2 separate regions of the Homo sapiens genome follow, and region 2 is linked to region 1. A link is a loop called in an ENCODE intact Hi-C map of the cell type or tissue named here. Cell type or tissue: PC-9. All regions are shown on one strand.

Region 1 (8,000 bases):
AGAATATATATTTGTTTAATGCAAATCAGAATCACTATATTAAAATGAATGTTCTTGAAAACTCAGTGGGGCTGCTCTATAATACACTTACAATTGATACTAACGATAAAACGCTCTAATTATAGTTTTAATTTTATAGGGGTTTTTTTGGTGACTTTCCCCAAATAAAACAAAATCAAGACGCCCAAGTCCAGACACACAAGAGGGCAGACGTATATAAGATAACAAATTGCTACTACATAGCGATTATTTATCTTTTGATTATTTTTGAGACTTCTGGCAAAGTAGGACTATAATAAATTTTCAGAAAAGATCTGCTCTTCTGCTAAGTAACAGCACACTTCAAAATGTCCAGAAATTTTATGCTAATATTACATAGAAAACTTGACAGATGAAAAAAGTGAAACACATTACTAATTTTATTCATTAAAACAGGTATATAAAAGTCCTCTTTAACTACCTAATGAATGTGTCATATCCTAATATAGGGAGTGTCATAGTGTTCACATCTTTGAATATATAAATTATCTCAAACAGTTAAAAAATTAAAGCCAGAACAGGGTACAAAAATAAGAATAAAAATAAGAAAACTTTCTGTTCACAGGACGTAACAGAATACTTTAAACACTCTCAAGTTATAAATAAAACTTTTTCATTATTATTTCATGTTAGACAAAAAACAAGTCATTTTACTTTAACTCATTTTATCAATTTTTTTTTTTTAAATCAAGAGACAGGGTGTTACTCTGTCATGCAGGCTGGAATGCAGTCACATGATCATTGCACACTGCAGCCTTGAACTCTTGGGGTGCAAAGGATTCTCCAACCTTGGTTCCCAAGTAGCTGGCACTACAGGGGCACATCACCATATATGGCTAATTCTTTTTATTTTTTGTAGAGATGGGGTCTCATTGCCCAGGCTGGTCCCAAACTCCTATCCTCAAGCTATCCACCCCCCATCAGCCTCCCAAAGTGTTGGGATTACAGGGGTGAGCTACCATGCTTGGTCCAAATTTTTTGTTTATACAAGGGAAAATCTCCAGTAAAATATGTATAGGTGCCAATACCATAACTGTTCAAACACCCTTATGACTAAATAGGCACAAAATTTCATCTTTTTAATGACTGCCACCTGAAGTTCAGAAACATCCTAGGGAAAAAAGGATAAACAACTTCATCAATAAAGAGGCTACTATTATTTCACTACTGTCTGGGAGATCCATCGTGGGCTTACAGGAATCCAAATGGATACTGCCGTTACGTGTAGAAGTGTTTATCCTCCATCCCTTCCACCCTACCTTCCCCAAGAAAAGGAACTCAAGGGGGCCATGGAAAGGGAAGGAGTCTTCCCAAAAAGACCAGACTGTTTTTCCTCCTCTGTCATAGTCCCTATAGAGTCAGGCAGCTTAGGGGTTGCAGGGGGTGGGTAGCATAAGTGTGATGTACTACCGAGGAAAGAGTCAAAGACTAGCAGTAGGCATTACACATGGAGCCTTCTGTCATAAACCATCTGAGGGCATAATGGCTTCTTTTCATTCACAAAGGAAAATGATTCAGAGTACTACACTCCTGCACTCTTGATGATTTAGCAGAAAACCATGGAAATCAAGGAACAACACACACATAAGAATGTGTGTCTGGCTCAATAATTATTCTGGACTAAGTCCTAGGAAGAGCAAACCTTCAATGTTACAAATTAACCTGGGGAGTGGGGAGCTGTGAGAATCAAATGAGATAAAATACTGTGAAAGCTACAGAATTCTATAACATATAAATCTAAGGTTTTATTAGATTATGACTTTCAGCCAAATTCCTTTTCTTAGTTGTAAAAATATTGTTTTTTCATGGTGAGTGTTTAGGAGTTGTGCTTGCAAATCACAATTTATCAGACGGCCTGGTCCTTATTAAGGTTCTTCTCTTTATGTAAAAATTAGACTAAAAGAAAATCAGTGTTTCTATGATTTTTATCTTTTTTCCTTTTTAGAGACGGGGTCTGGCCATGTTGCCCAGGCTAGTCTCAAACTCCTGGACTCAGGCAATTCTCCTGCCTTGGCCTCCCAAATTGCTGGGATTACAGGCGTGCGCTACAGTGCCTGGCCAGAAGTCAATGTTTCAAAGAGGCTTTTAAGAAACAACTATGATGAAAGCTTTTAAAATAAAGATAATACTACTTGGAGGCTCCAAGAAGGTATTTAACAACTTTTTTCTGTAGTTTTCTAAGGAGGAAATTAGAAGGGAAGCAGTCATTTAATGATTACAACTTAGTTTGTCTAGTTTTCTTTACCTGAATTCATCTTTCTACTCCAAAACTTAAAAGCGCTATAAAGAGACCATCCCAAATAAAGTTAATCAAGAAGTAGGGCTTTCCAGGGTATATGCAAATTTTGCTCTTTAGTTGCCTTCTCTCTCTACTATGCACTAGAAAGAAGATTTAAAAACAAATTTATCTCAACAGTGTGTCCCCAACCTCCCTACCCTCCTCTGCATTGCTTTGAGGCTAAGAAAAACACCTTGTTTAAACCAGAGATTTGTCCAAGCAGAATAAAAAGCATGAATCAGTATTTACTCCTTGAAATTTGCCCAATTATCTCTATCACACCTACTCTAGTTTGGAATAGCATACTCAGCCCCACTGGACAGCTCCAATTCTGTGTAAAGACACCAGCTGGAGAAACAACTGCCTGGATCTCTGTTTTCCTATAATGACAAACATTTGAAAACTAAAACTTGACAGTATTTGAAAAATTAGGTTTCCTATTTTTCATCACTTGAATGGATAAATCACAAATTTCTAATTCAATCATAATGATTCTTCTGTTTTGATTGTGTTGTTTAAATACATAATCAAAATTATAAGAACTGTATCTAAAATAAGAATAAAGGTACATGCGACATGTTAAGGGTTCTCCTATGAATGTAGTATGTTAGGGTTCTATGTTTTGAGATCATACTCATATTTGTGAGGTTCCTGGACAAGTGATTTCCTTATCCTTTCATAGCCTATGTTCATTTATTCTATTTGTTTTTATTAGTAGTAGTAATGAATACCAATTTTACATTTTTACTCTAGGGAAAATTTGCAATTTTTTATAGAATTAATTTGTTTCAGAAAATTCTGATGATAAAAAACAGATGACAGGACTTATATCAGAAAATTAGTTTCCTTGTTAAAACAAGCTACAGAAAATTGTCTTGGAATAGAAACATTCCCAGATTAAGAAATTTACACATTTACATGCTATTCCCTAGACCAACTGGGGGCTGTATACTATTTTTCTTTATATATGATATCATCATAAAGCACTTTCTATAAGCTGATTAATGAATGCCTTGACACATAATTTTTTTTAAAAAAAAGTACATCTGATTTATAAACCTAAATAACATCATGTATCACCAAAACTTTACAAATGACTGTAGTTCCACCTTCTCATTGTACAGATGAAGAAACTGAGGCCCAGAGAAATTAAGTGAAAAAGTCATCCACGTTCTAAATCTAACAGAACCAGACACAAAATCTAAGACCTTGTATAGCCAAGTTGATGCTCTTTCTATTATACCTATGCTAGCTTTTTTGTTTCTGTTTCCAAGTTTATTTAGATTGAGTATGTTTTGCTTTATTTTTATGCCCATTTAACAAATGAAAAGGAAAGAACAAGCTAGGTACAAGGTTTTCAGATTTTCATGTTAATTAGTCTCAAATGCTTTGCAAGTTTATCAACAACACTTTTCGGTTTGTAACATTTCTGCCTATTAACTTGCAGGGAAAAGGAAATGCAAAACAATCTGTGAACACTTGTTATATGCTTACTGTAAGTGTGCTACTGTACTCATAACATCCACTGGAGGGAAGCAAACACTAGATTTTGCACCTTACCTGCATTGGTGTTTCACTTCCTTGTCGAAAGTCTTCAATTTGCTGCTGTTGCCAAGGAGCTAAACTGTAAGAATCCTCTGTATTTCTACCTTCCAAAGGATTTGTCCGCAGCTGCTCTGTAAGCCACATCTGAGTCCTTACGGAAGGCTGAATGGGAACTCCACCTACTGCCTGTTGACCAAGCATTAAATATTTTGGAGGTTCAAAAGCCTCTGAGCTTGTCATAATGGGCTTGCTTTCAGGTAAGGCACTATATGTCATGTCTACAGGCTGTCTCCTAAGAGTAGAGGAAGAGGCTCTAAAGTCCTCCTTGCTACAGCTCTCAAATTTATACTTGCAGTCCAGAGTTGATGACCGTTTTTTATTTATTTCCTTGTCCTCTAACCTAAGCATCTCCATACTATCATGTAAACAGCTAGGCCCAATTGTCCTCAGTTGTGATGTTAAAGCCTTAGCCTTCCCTATCTTCTCCAAACCATTCCTTGACTCTTCTCTGCATACAGTGCCACCCTGGCCACAGTTATCCGGGGCAGTGAGTTTGGATAAAGATGACCATTTCCGAAGTGGCCGGAAGTCCTTCATGTCTAGGGAAGAGTCCTGCTCCCCCCTACTGTGGTTTCCCAATGTTTGCATGAGGCTTGTACTCCATTTTGAGCCATCTGGTGTCAATGATTCCCTAAGTTTGGAAATTGAAGCGCTGGAATTAGACGGCATCACATGGGCAGTAGGAAGAGTAATCAATGATTGACTAGGCTTAAAAGATAATGTGCCACTTGAAGTTGAATGATCTGGAAAGAAAAAAGATGGTCAAATTAGTTACAATTAACAGACAAAAGAGAATGAGGTAAAATGCAATATGCCAAAAGAAATATCTGAACATGGTTTCATAGCACAAGCTTTTTTTTTTGAGACGTAGTTTTAGCTTGTTGCCTAGGCTGGAGTGCAGTGGCAAGATCTCGGCTCACCGCAATCTCTGCCTCCTGGGTTCAAGTGACTCTCCTGCCTCAGCCTCCCGAGTAGCAGGGATTCCAGGCGCCTGCCAGCACGCCCGACTAATTTTTTGTATTTTTAGTAGAGACGGGGCTTTGCCATGTTGGGCAGGCTGGTCTCGAACTCCTGACTTAAGGTGATCTGCCTGCCTCAGCCTCCCAAAGTGCTGGGATTACAGGCATGAGCCACTGTGCCCAGCCCAGCACAAGCTTTTCAAAAAGACGTCCTCAAAATGAGTAAATTATTATTATCCTTTTATCTGAAACAAGTCAACATAGTTTCAGATTGGATTTTCTAAATATGGATACCTAATAGAGTATATGGCCTTTCACCATCTACTGTACTTACAGGTGAAAAGTGATTTAAAATAGGTTTATATTTACCCTAATTAAAGTATTGTACCTTTAAAAGGAAAAATCCAACTCCTTACTGAGAGGTGTTATTCATAATCCAGCAATGAAGTCTCAGACACAACTTTGTCAGAAAAATGGTATTTTTCAGTGTCTTTCCTGAACTGTGAAAATCTATGCCAGATCTAAACATTTTAGAACCTCCCCAAACTCTAATTCAAATGAGAAATATGAGTAAAGGTGCTCCTGCAATAATGAAAAATAGTCCCAAAGGGTTCACTTCCAGTCTCATTTAATGGCATATATATATGTGTGTACATATATGTATGAATATATATGTATGTGTGTGTGTGTGTGTGTGTGTGTGTGTGTGTGTGTGTGTATATATATATATATATATATATATATATATATATATATCCATATTCACCCCAAGCTAGAACCTTAGAGTCTACTTTTATTCCTTTCTCTCTATATTTATTAAATCCCCAAGTTGTACATTTTTACCTCCAAAATAGTTGAGTTTCTATTACTTTAGGTCAGGCCCTCACATCATACTCTTCTATACAAATGAATAGTTTTAGCAGACTAAATGAAAGGCTGAAAGATAAATAATGGCTTAAATACTCAATAAATTTACCATCAAGTGCCATGTTATCATCATATATATCAAATTAAAACCAAAGACTATAATTTTGTAATCAAGGGATATCTAGAAAGGGGGTAGCAATTTAAATTGGTGTGTGGGGAGGAAGTAAGCGATGGAGACCTTTGCAATTTATTCTGTATCTCCCCACACTGTTTGACTCTTATACCAGAAGATACTTATTACTTGTATTCTCTTACATTGTCTTATGGAAAAAGTTATGTTGATAAAGTTGTAAGAAAATTCAGATTAAAACGAGCCAGGTAGACTATTCAAAAAATAAAATTCCAGTGGGTCTTTGCACAGAATGTGTTAACTTGGACATGAAAAGGGAAAAACATTACAAATGAAGGAATATAAACAGAAGTATTGTAGTGGATAGTTATCATATTCAAGACTGCCTATCAGCTTCTGAAGAAACTTCCTGCATTTAGGAAAATTCTCACATTACTGACTCCAACCCTCCCAAAATATATTTCAGACCTCAAAATCCCAGTACACCCTGAAACTATGATGCAGACATTCAGAGGCAGCAGCACAAGATTGCAGTTTTGGAAGTAAGTCACATGATAAAATGGACTCGGTGTGGAGCTACCATTTTTGGGTGATACAGGCAACAGCAGAGGCATCACCTTTCCACAACAGCAGTGACAGACGTGGCCCCGTAGTGGCTGCAGAATCAAAATTCCTATCCCAGAACTGGCAGCAGCTAGACAGCTTAGTGGTGGAAGACTGACAGTTCTCATATATGATTTGAGGCATATTACTTGGAAGCTTATCCTTAAGCCTGGCTCTCCAGCCTTCCTAAAAATTCTGTGAAGCACCAAATATATTTAAGTAAATTTCCTATGTGCTCAACCAGCCAGTAAACAACTTCTGCTGACTGAAAACACTGAATCGTCCAATCATGAAGCCAAAAGAATGTGGCTGTATAACAAGAAAAATAAATCCATGTATCTACAGTATGGAGTTAAAGTGCCAAGAAAAGTTGTCAAGGTAACTCTTGATAGGTAAAGGTGAAGCAGAATTATACACATCTTCAAACGCTCTGCTAAGTAAAGAGCCTGGCCTTCATTCAGCATGAAATGTGGTATCACTGAGCTTCCAAACAAAGGAGTGAATGATATGATCAAAAAAATTGTACTTAAGATGACTGATTATTCTGACAGCAGAGTTGCCAATGGATTAAAGCAAAACAACTGGCAAACACAGTGATTAACAGACTATTCTGGTAATCAGGAGAACAAGAAAATAAAGGGGAATATGCTACTGAGGGTTGGTTCTAAATAGAAACAGGACAGACGTCCCCAAAAGTTTATGGAATATTTGTATTCACATATTATAGCATTATATATATTTTACATATATTTGTATTAATATTACTAAAGGAGTAGTTATACTAAAATCATCATAGCCTCTAAAAGATATCTTTAAATTAAAAAAAATAAAAAATTAGTCTTGTATCAAGTTGCAGGTAAAAATACAGACCAAAGGTTAAGTATAACAGTTTTAATTTCAAAACTATTATATAGAGTAAAATATAGGGCTGGGGGCAGTGGCTCACACCTGTAATTCCAGCAATTTGGGAGGCCAAGGCAGGCGGATTACTTGAGGTCAGGAGTTCAAGACCACCTTCACCAACAATAATGAAACTCCATCTCTACTAAAAATACAAAACTTAGCCAGGTGTGGTGGCAGGCGCCTGTAATCCCAGCTACACAAGAGGCTGTGGCAGGAGAATGGCTTGAACCTGTGAGGCGGAGGCTGCAGTAAGCAGAGATTGTGCCACTGTACTCCAGCCTGGGTGACAAGGCTAGACTCTGTCTCAAAAAAAAAAAAAAAAAAAAAAAAAAAGGAGTAAAATATACAGCCTTTTCATGGCACATGTATACATATGTAACAAACCTGCACGTTGTGCATATGTACCCTAGAACTTAAAGTATAATAAAAATATATATTCAAAAAAATAAATAAATAAAAATAAAAAAATAAAAAACATACAGCCTTTTTAGATTCAAATTCTGGCTCTATCACTCAGTAGTTATGCATGCTCAAACATGTTATTTAATAGTTAGTTACCTCCTCCATACAATGGAGATGACAACAGTGAGAATTAAATCAAAACACATAAAATACA
Region 2 (8,000 bases), 210 kb after region 1:
AATAGATAATTGTGCTAAAAGTGCCCAAAGGCAGATTCTTCTCTTTACAAAGAATTCCTTTCTCTTTTCTTTTTCTCCTTTCAAGAATGTTCTGGTACACATTAGCAAAACACCTTGAGGCAGAGAATCCTAGAAAGCCTTTAATACGTGTATTTCCTTCACCACTAAATTCTTGTGCTTTTAGAAAAAGCAGGCTCCTAAAAGGGGTCAGTTTGAGTAGGAGTCTAAGGTTGTAAATAAAGTATAAAAGAAGAGACTTTGTCAGCCCAATTAAACATAGATCATTATTACTATTAATTAATATGTTCATTACAGTGTTTTCTATATATGCTTTTTTTAAAGTATGTATCTAAAGATTGAATTTTATTCAAGGGATCATTGGGTAGGTGTTTCAAATTACAGAAAAATGTCCCTTTGGGTACTAATTAAATGTTTTCCTTTGGAATAATGTTCAGAGTTCAGATGATGATTGCCATACATTTTTTGGTTGGGAGCATGGCCTTGCCCCTGCTCCTGACCCCAGACAGGCCCCCACACCTCCCAGCTTGCCTGGGCTCCTTCTGAGCCCCTGCTCCTGACCCCAGACAGGCCCCTACACCTCCCAGCTTGCCTGGACTCCTTCTGAGCCCCTGCTCCTGACCCCAGACAGGCCCCTACACCTCCCAGCTTGCCTGGGCTCCTTCTGAGCCCCTGTTCCTGACCCCAGACAGGCCCCTACACCTCCCAGCTTGCCTGGGCTCCTTCTGGGTTCATAGGGGATTCCTCAACATTCTCACTTTGTCCAATACAGCCACCACTCATGTGGGAGCTTTTGTGCGCTCAGCAAACACATCTTGCTCCCAGTGCATCGGAGCACTCCAGATCGCTGCGCAATTCTGATGCTCACCGTGTTAAGACAAGACAGACAGGTTTATGATTTTCACTAGAACAACTCTTGCAGAGTTTTACTATTTTTCATATAACAACTCTGCCACTTTTCCTTTTCGTATGGTGACTTTCTCATGCCAGGACACACTAAATGAATACATTTATAAAGGTGGTATTGTATGGTTACCAGGGGTTGCATGTTGGGGTAATCGGGTGTTATTATTTAACAGCTAAAAAGTTTCTGATTGAGATAATGAAAACATTCTGGAAATGGATAGTGGTGATGGTTACACAACACTGGGAATTCACTTAATGCTCATGAACTACACTCTTAAAAATGATCAAAATGGTAAATTTTATGCTATGCATATTTTACCACAATTTTTTAAAGTAACATTTTGACATTATGGTTTCATCAGTTTAAACAGACTTCTAGGCAGGGGGTATCCGACGGCCCGAGTCTTGATCACTTGCCATTTGGAATGGAAGCCCATAATAAAAATGCTGCCTTCCAGAGACTGCAGGGACCTTACCCATGTGACCAGAATGCTGTGCTTCCTCATTAGCCTATTAATTAATTGCATAGAATTTGATGCTTGGACAGTACTTGAAGGTTTGCTATTTTTGGAAGCTCTACACATCTTCCTTTCAGTGTCATCTACCCTTTTCAACAGCATCCGTAAATCCAGTTTCCAGCCCAAGTGTTGATGCATCTCATCATATGTTGTAAATGCCATAAATGGAGGAAGCAAGTGTCTCTCAGGAAAACACTCAGCACCTAGGGAGCTGACTACATGGAGTGGAACACACAGGAACTTTTCCCATTAAAAATAATGGAAACAGCTGCCATTGAGCAATGTTTCACTTAGGAGCAGAGTTTTCAAGAATGACTTACTTGTCAAGTGAAGGGTAGGGGTAAAAGTCACACTTTCCCACTCCTGGTGAGTCAATTCTTGGCCTTTCCATCCCAGTCAATGTGAGATTTTTAACTGGCACTATCCAATCCTGGGATTTGTTGGGACATTTATATTTTAAAAGCAACTAATCCTCACGGAAAAGCATAAACACATTTTAAAGGTTCTGATGTTTGAATAATATTAGTACAATAATCTCCTGAGACTAGAATGGATTATTTGCTATTCTTCAGAGGGGGTGACTGTATAAAAATGAGGAAAGATGACCTTTTATACCTTAGCATGATTGCAGGAAGAATCGTGCCTTTGGAATGGAGATTGTCTTCTCTCCCTCTCACTCTCCAAGCTTCTTTCTTCTCTCTTTCCTCTGTCTTTGAGTATTTACCTCTGCCTCTTTTTCTGTCTTTCTCACATAGGCACAGTGCTATAATAATTGTACTTTGTATTTGTCTAGTATTATCCATTATTTTCCATTATTATCCATTATTATTCCATTTCATCCTTGAAATATCCCTGTAAGAGGATAATTAGGGCAAATATTATTATCATTGCCATTTTATAGATTTTTAGAAATGAGAAGATACATAAGGGTTAAGTGACACATCGCAAGGTATGGGAAGATCCAGCCCTGAAACCCATGCCTTGTGACTTGGGTCTAATACTGCTTCTACAGCTGCAGCCATTTCTGGGGATCATACAGTCCTTGAAGGGAATATAGCACTACCAGACATATGTCACTACCCAGTGACGGACAAGTGGCAGGTGTGGTCCTTAGTAGAGTTCATCATCAAGTTCTTCTGAATATGCTCCCTGGAGCTGTCATCCTGCCTGCTGAGCAGCCTCTGTCCATTCAACCACCCATCCATCCATCCAGAATAAAGAAAATGAAGGAGATGCTCAGTTGGAGGAGGTCAAGAGATACATCTGCCCTCTGGATCCTGGAGACTGCAATGCTAAGCGCTTCTTAAAGTCAAAATTGACAAATGAATTCAGCCACTTTTAGTACAGATAGCTGCAAAAACATCACAACAAAATTATTTTTCTTTTGTTGTTGTTGGTTTTTTTGTTTTGTTTTGTTTTGTTTTGTTTTGTTTTTGAGACAGAGTCTTGCTCTGTCGCCCAGGCTGGAGTGCAGTGGCACAATCTTGGCTCACTGCAACCTCCATCTCCCAGGTTCAAGCAATTCTCCTGCCTCAGCCTCCCAAGTAGCTGGGATTACAGGCATATGCCACCATGCTCGGCTAATTTTTTTTTTTTTTTTTTTTTTTTTTTTTTTGTATTTTTAGTAGAGATGGTGTTTTACCATGTTGGCCAGGCTGGTCTTGAACTCCTGACCTCAGGTGATCCACTTGCCTTGGCCTCCCAAAGTGCTAGGATTACAGGCATGAGCCACCATGCCGGGCCTTAAAATTATTTTTCAAAAGATAAATTCAGTTGTCATACTGAATTTTTATCCAGTTAATTCTAGCTATGCAGATACTGGATTTGGGTAACTTAATTTAAAAATATGTTTCCATTTCCCTTCTCCCTCAAAGGATTGACTTAGTTATGTAAATATGCAAAAGATTAGCAAAAACACCTTAATATTTTGGTTAATTGATATCTGTCATGCTGGATTGCCATAATTTAAGAACTCTTCACCAGTTTCTTAAATCGTCTGTATTTTCCCTTTTTATTATATTTTAAAAAAATCTCTCTCTTAAAAGCCTAAAAAAAACCTTTCAATGTGCACAAAAAAACAGTTTCTAGTTTTTATTCTCCATTGCTATTTGCAATTACTCAGAGAGGAAAAGTATTTTGGAAAAAAACTCACCCAGAATCAGGTGACAACTCACATTCTCTTTCTTAGATGTCTAACAGTAACAAGCAAAAGCCAATTCAAAGATAGATCTTTGGGGCACCCTCTGGTGGCTGAAAAGAGTCATGAAATCAGTGCCCATGTGTATCAAAAGGCCAGTAATCTTTGCGACTTATTTTAAAGGGCCATCACCAACTTTTCCATACAACATTGAAAATGTAGCCAGATCAGGAATGTGGGAAGGACTGAAAAGAATTTGGAACCACAAGAACTGGACTTGAGTCAGAGCTCTCATCTATTAGCTATGTGAACCTGCATTTGGTTGGCAGGTCAGTTTCCACAGAGCTGACGCCGAATCTGGAATTTCTCACTGGAGATAAGAGGCAGTGTCAAAACTAGAGGAGTATATGATTCCATTTATCTGATATGCCCAGAAAAGGTAACTCTATAGAAGGTAGATCAGTGATTGCCTGGGGCTGGGGAGGGCATGGGGATTAACTGTAAATGGGCATGAAGGACTTTATTGCGGTGACAAAAATGTTCTAAAACCAGACTGTACCTGTTGCACAACTGAGTAAATTTTGTAAAACATCACTGCAGTATGGATTTTAAAGGCGTGAATTTTATGGTATGGTATGTAAATTATACCTCAGTAAAGTTATTTTTTTTTTAAGCCAGGAGGGAAAAGCAGAGTGGATAACCCCTAGAGACATCTTGGTACAGAGCCAGGAAACCTGTAGCCAGCAATTGTGTGGGAGGAAAGGAAACTGTGGGGTAAGGTAGGGGTGAGCAGGAAGAATGCCTAGAAGAGGTGCTGACTTTTGGAACTTCATTTTGCACACAGGTGTGCCCTTAGCTCACACCTCAGTGGGTTGCCTGAGGTTAGCATGCTAGAGGCTGAAAGAAACCCCCTCCCAACTCAGCCTCCCATGGCAGGTATTTAGGGGCATTTCTGACGGAGTAAGACTATTAAAGCAGCCAACTAGATGCAATTCCATCAAAATGACCATTTTGAAATGTAAAACCAATGTTTTATTTATTACTTTTCTCAGTAACAGGTAACTCAGTGTGGTTTGAGAACTAGATGAGATTAAGAAGTGCACTGATGAGAGAATGTCTATTTTTTACACTGTTTACTAACAGAAAATGTGAAAGTGAGGATTTATAAAAGTACCAGAAGAAAACTCAGATGAATATCTCTATAAACTAAGGGTAGAGAGAAACTGGTAAGGAGTAACATCTAAACCAGAATCTCTAAAAGAGACAAGAGATGGATTTAATGGATTTTTTTCAAAAAATAATAGATAAAAGAAAAGAAAAAGAAAAAATTAAGACACAAACTATGCATTAGGAAATAATACTGTATCATATATACCAGACAGATTTATTAACCTCAATATAACAGATACTTGCAAACCAGAGAAAAATGTGCAAAGGGTGAGTAGAGATAATTCACAAAGGGAAAAATAAATGAAAAATTACAATCTGTCAAGATATGAAACAGCTTTAACCTAACATCTCATTAATGAATGCTATTAAGAAAACAATGTGGGCCGGGTGCAGTGGCTCACACCTGTAATCCCAGTACTTTGGGAAGGCAAGGTGGGTGAATCACTTGAGGTCAGGAGTTTGACACCAGCCTGGCCAACATGCTGAAACCCCGTCTCTACTAAAAATACAAAAATTAGCCGGGCATGGTGGTGCATGCCTGTAATCTCAGCTACTTGGGAGGCTGAGGCAGGAGAATCGCTTGAACCCAGGAAGTGAAGGTTGCAGTGAGCCAAGATTGCGCCACTGCACTCCAGCCTGGGTGACAGAACGAGGCTCTGTCTCAAAAAAAAAAAAAAAAAAAAAAAAAAAAGATTGATGTGGCTTACCCTCAGTGCTCTGGTAGGCTGGTGCAGCTTTCTGGGAGGTAATTTAGCATTATACCTCAAAATGTAAAAATGCAAACCTTTTGGCTCAGCAATTCCACTTGGGGGAATTATTTTATGGCAATAATTACACATGTGTGAAAAGATACAAACATTAGTATGTTCATGATCAAGTTATTTGTAGAGACAAAAATTAGGAAGGTTCTCAGATGCCCATCAACAGGTATTTGATGAAGTATTGTACAACTCAATAGAATATCTGCAGTAATTAAAAATGAATGGGATGTATATTTTGGGTCATGGGAAAATGTTTACACTATGTTGCTAAGCAAAAAATGTCAGTGTCATAAGAGCATAGATAATATGATCATATTTTTGTTTAAAGCTATATATATGGCGTGTATGTGTGTGCGTGTGTGTGCGTGCATGGAGGGTAGGGTAGATGAAACATACCCAGATCTCCCTTCAAAGAAGGACATTTTGCCCTAGCTGTCCCTTCAAGGACTGCCTCAGCTGCAGAGTCACCTCTCCTGAGCAGGTAGGGTGGGCACATCCTGATGGAGGTAGGAGTATAAGGCCAGGCCACTTCAGCCCAACACAGAACAACTCTGATGCGCCATTTACACTGTACAGTCCTCGTGGGGAAGGCTAAGTCTGTTGTCACGCCTATGATTAGCTGGAGTTCTCGCTCCATCCAATTTTGTTTTATTTCTCTTCTTTCCATAGGTGTTAACCCCAAGGACAATTCTTCAACGAGATGCTATACAGCAAACTCTGTCTCAGAATCTGTTTCCCAGAAAATCCAACCAGCAATTTTTATGCCTATGCAATGAACAATTCTGGGGGAAAAATACCCATCAAGTATTTTGTATTGGATGGCTTTTATTTTATTTTATTTAGGCACCGGTGCAAAATTTCTGGCACTGTCAGGTTCTTTCAAAGTGGGTATTTGTTAGTTTTGTTATCAGATAAAAATATTAAAGCAGTTTTTATTTGGGAAAATAAAAATCCAGTGGTTTGGTTTTAGTCTGGTCAAAATAGCTACCTCAAAGTCTGTATCAAAATGGCAGCATCTGACCCATCTAGCGTGCATCCTTCTTAACGGGAAGGTAAGCTTTGCAAACACCCCTCTTGTTCATACCCTTCCCACTACTCTAGGCATTCAACCTTGTGGAAGTTTTGGTACTTCTTCTACAAGGTTGTTGGAGCGTTGTTGAGGTTGACTGTGAAGTGTAAGATGAAGAGCAATTTTGTGGGGACTGTGAGGAACCACTAAAGTTGGTGTGCAGCACCTGGATGGAAATAGATGGGAGCAGATGCTACATGCTGATAAATCTCAAACTTTGAGTAGTTCTAGGTACTCTCTCCTTTTTCATCATGAATAGGTGGAACACATGTGTTAGGAGGAAAGCCAAATGCTGTTTGCCACCCAGATTCCTTAGCTTAGATCCTTGAATTGTTTAGCAAAAGCCTTATACTGCCTGTACCAGAAGGATCTGTCTTTTACTTCCCCTTTGAGTGTTCTGTAGCTTTTCCAGATTTCAGCTACATCTCGCGGTCGCGTTCTGAGATGTAGGGGAAACTGTAGGGTTAAAAGCCATTCCTACTGAGAACAAATTATTTTTTGGCCAACATAATCTTGGGGAATATTGAATTAGCTGTAATTTGTAGCAGAGACTATGAGTTATTCCCAAAATCCATCCTCCCCTTCTTCATTTAGTAAATACAAAACACAAGCTTTTGGTGGCACATGGCCATCCAGCTAAAGACCACATTTCCCAGCCTCCCTGGCAGCTAGATGTGATTAAATGATATATTCTATGAGCAGAATTGAAGTTCCAGGCTACTTCCTTAAAGGAAGTACCTTTCTCTCTCCCCCTACTCCCTTGCTAGTTGGCATACAGACCCAGCAGATGTGGTGGTGAGTTATTTGTGCAGAACACCCTAAGGGATGAATGGGCAACAAGACAGAAGGAACCTGGATCCCCATCACCGTGGAACCACCATAGCATCCCTTGGCTACTTACACTTGAACCGTTACATAAAAGAGAAACAAACTGCTTTCTTGTTTAGGCCACTAGATTCTGGGAAGGGGGAAGTGCAAAATAATCATTGTTTTATATTATACTCTTACAACTCTATTATAGTGTTTATTATACTCATGTAATTATTTGTTTACTTGTCTGTCTAGCTCTCTAGAATATTTCTTTCTTTCTGAACTACGAGCAGATAGAAGGCATTCCTTAAGTGTTTTTAAAACGTATAAGTCATTGAATGGTGGGAAAATTTGCAAAAAAGGGAAGCTAGGGAACTAAATACAAATTTCAATTTCACAATTTGGTATAGCTAAAGTTTCCCTTGGCCTCTCTAGCCTCGGGGTGGGGAATGACTAGATTCCTATGAACAATACATCAGGACAATGATGAATGCACACGGATTCCCAGCTTTCCCTTCCCATAACCCCAGAGGAAAATTCTGGTGCTTCTTGCTCAGCGTTCTGTGCCACTTCACCCCCATCCTGATCTTAACTCACAGTCATCTTTCAGA

What was found. A loop is a pair of places that touch in the nucleus more often than their neighbours do. Peaks named below come from ENCODE experiments on the same cell type or tissue, not always from the same donor. Only the 100,000 strongest peaks of a DNase experiment are listed, where the experiment ranks them.
Region 2: a loop joins it to region 1, with 18 times the contacts of the local background. A loop is called at or near these places in 30 of 110 quality-filtered maps.

The regions. Positions count from the first base shown.
Region 1 is chr6:118,561,652-118,569,651 of GRCh38, forward strand. CEP85L (centrosomal protein 85L) reads right to left here. Exons shown (of 13, transcript NM_001042475.3): 3 at 3,878-4,665. It overlaps PLN (phospholamban), which reads left to right. Exons shown (of 2, transcript NM_002667.5): 2 at 1-65. LOC107986524 (a long non-coding RNA gene) reads left to right here and starts at 4,031. Exons shown (of 5, transcript XR_002956384.2): 1 at 4,031-4,119; 2 at 6,345-6,420. In PC-9, a CTCF peak has its summit at 3,849 (motif pointing right); a DNase peak (open chromatin) is centred at 3,850.
Region 2 is chr6:118,773,044-118,781,043 of GRCh38, forward strand. No RefSeq gene overlaps it. Among named protein-coding and RNA genes, the nearest start is that of ASF1A, 120 kb to the right of the region's middle. In PC-9, a CTCF peak has its summit at 3,690 (motif pointing left); DNase peaks (open chromatin) are centred at 3,948 and 7,838; H3K4me3 peaks cover 385 bases; H3K27ac peaks cover 1,328 bases.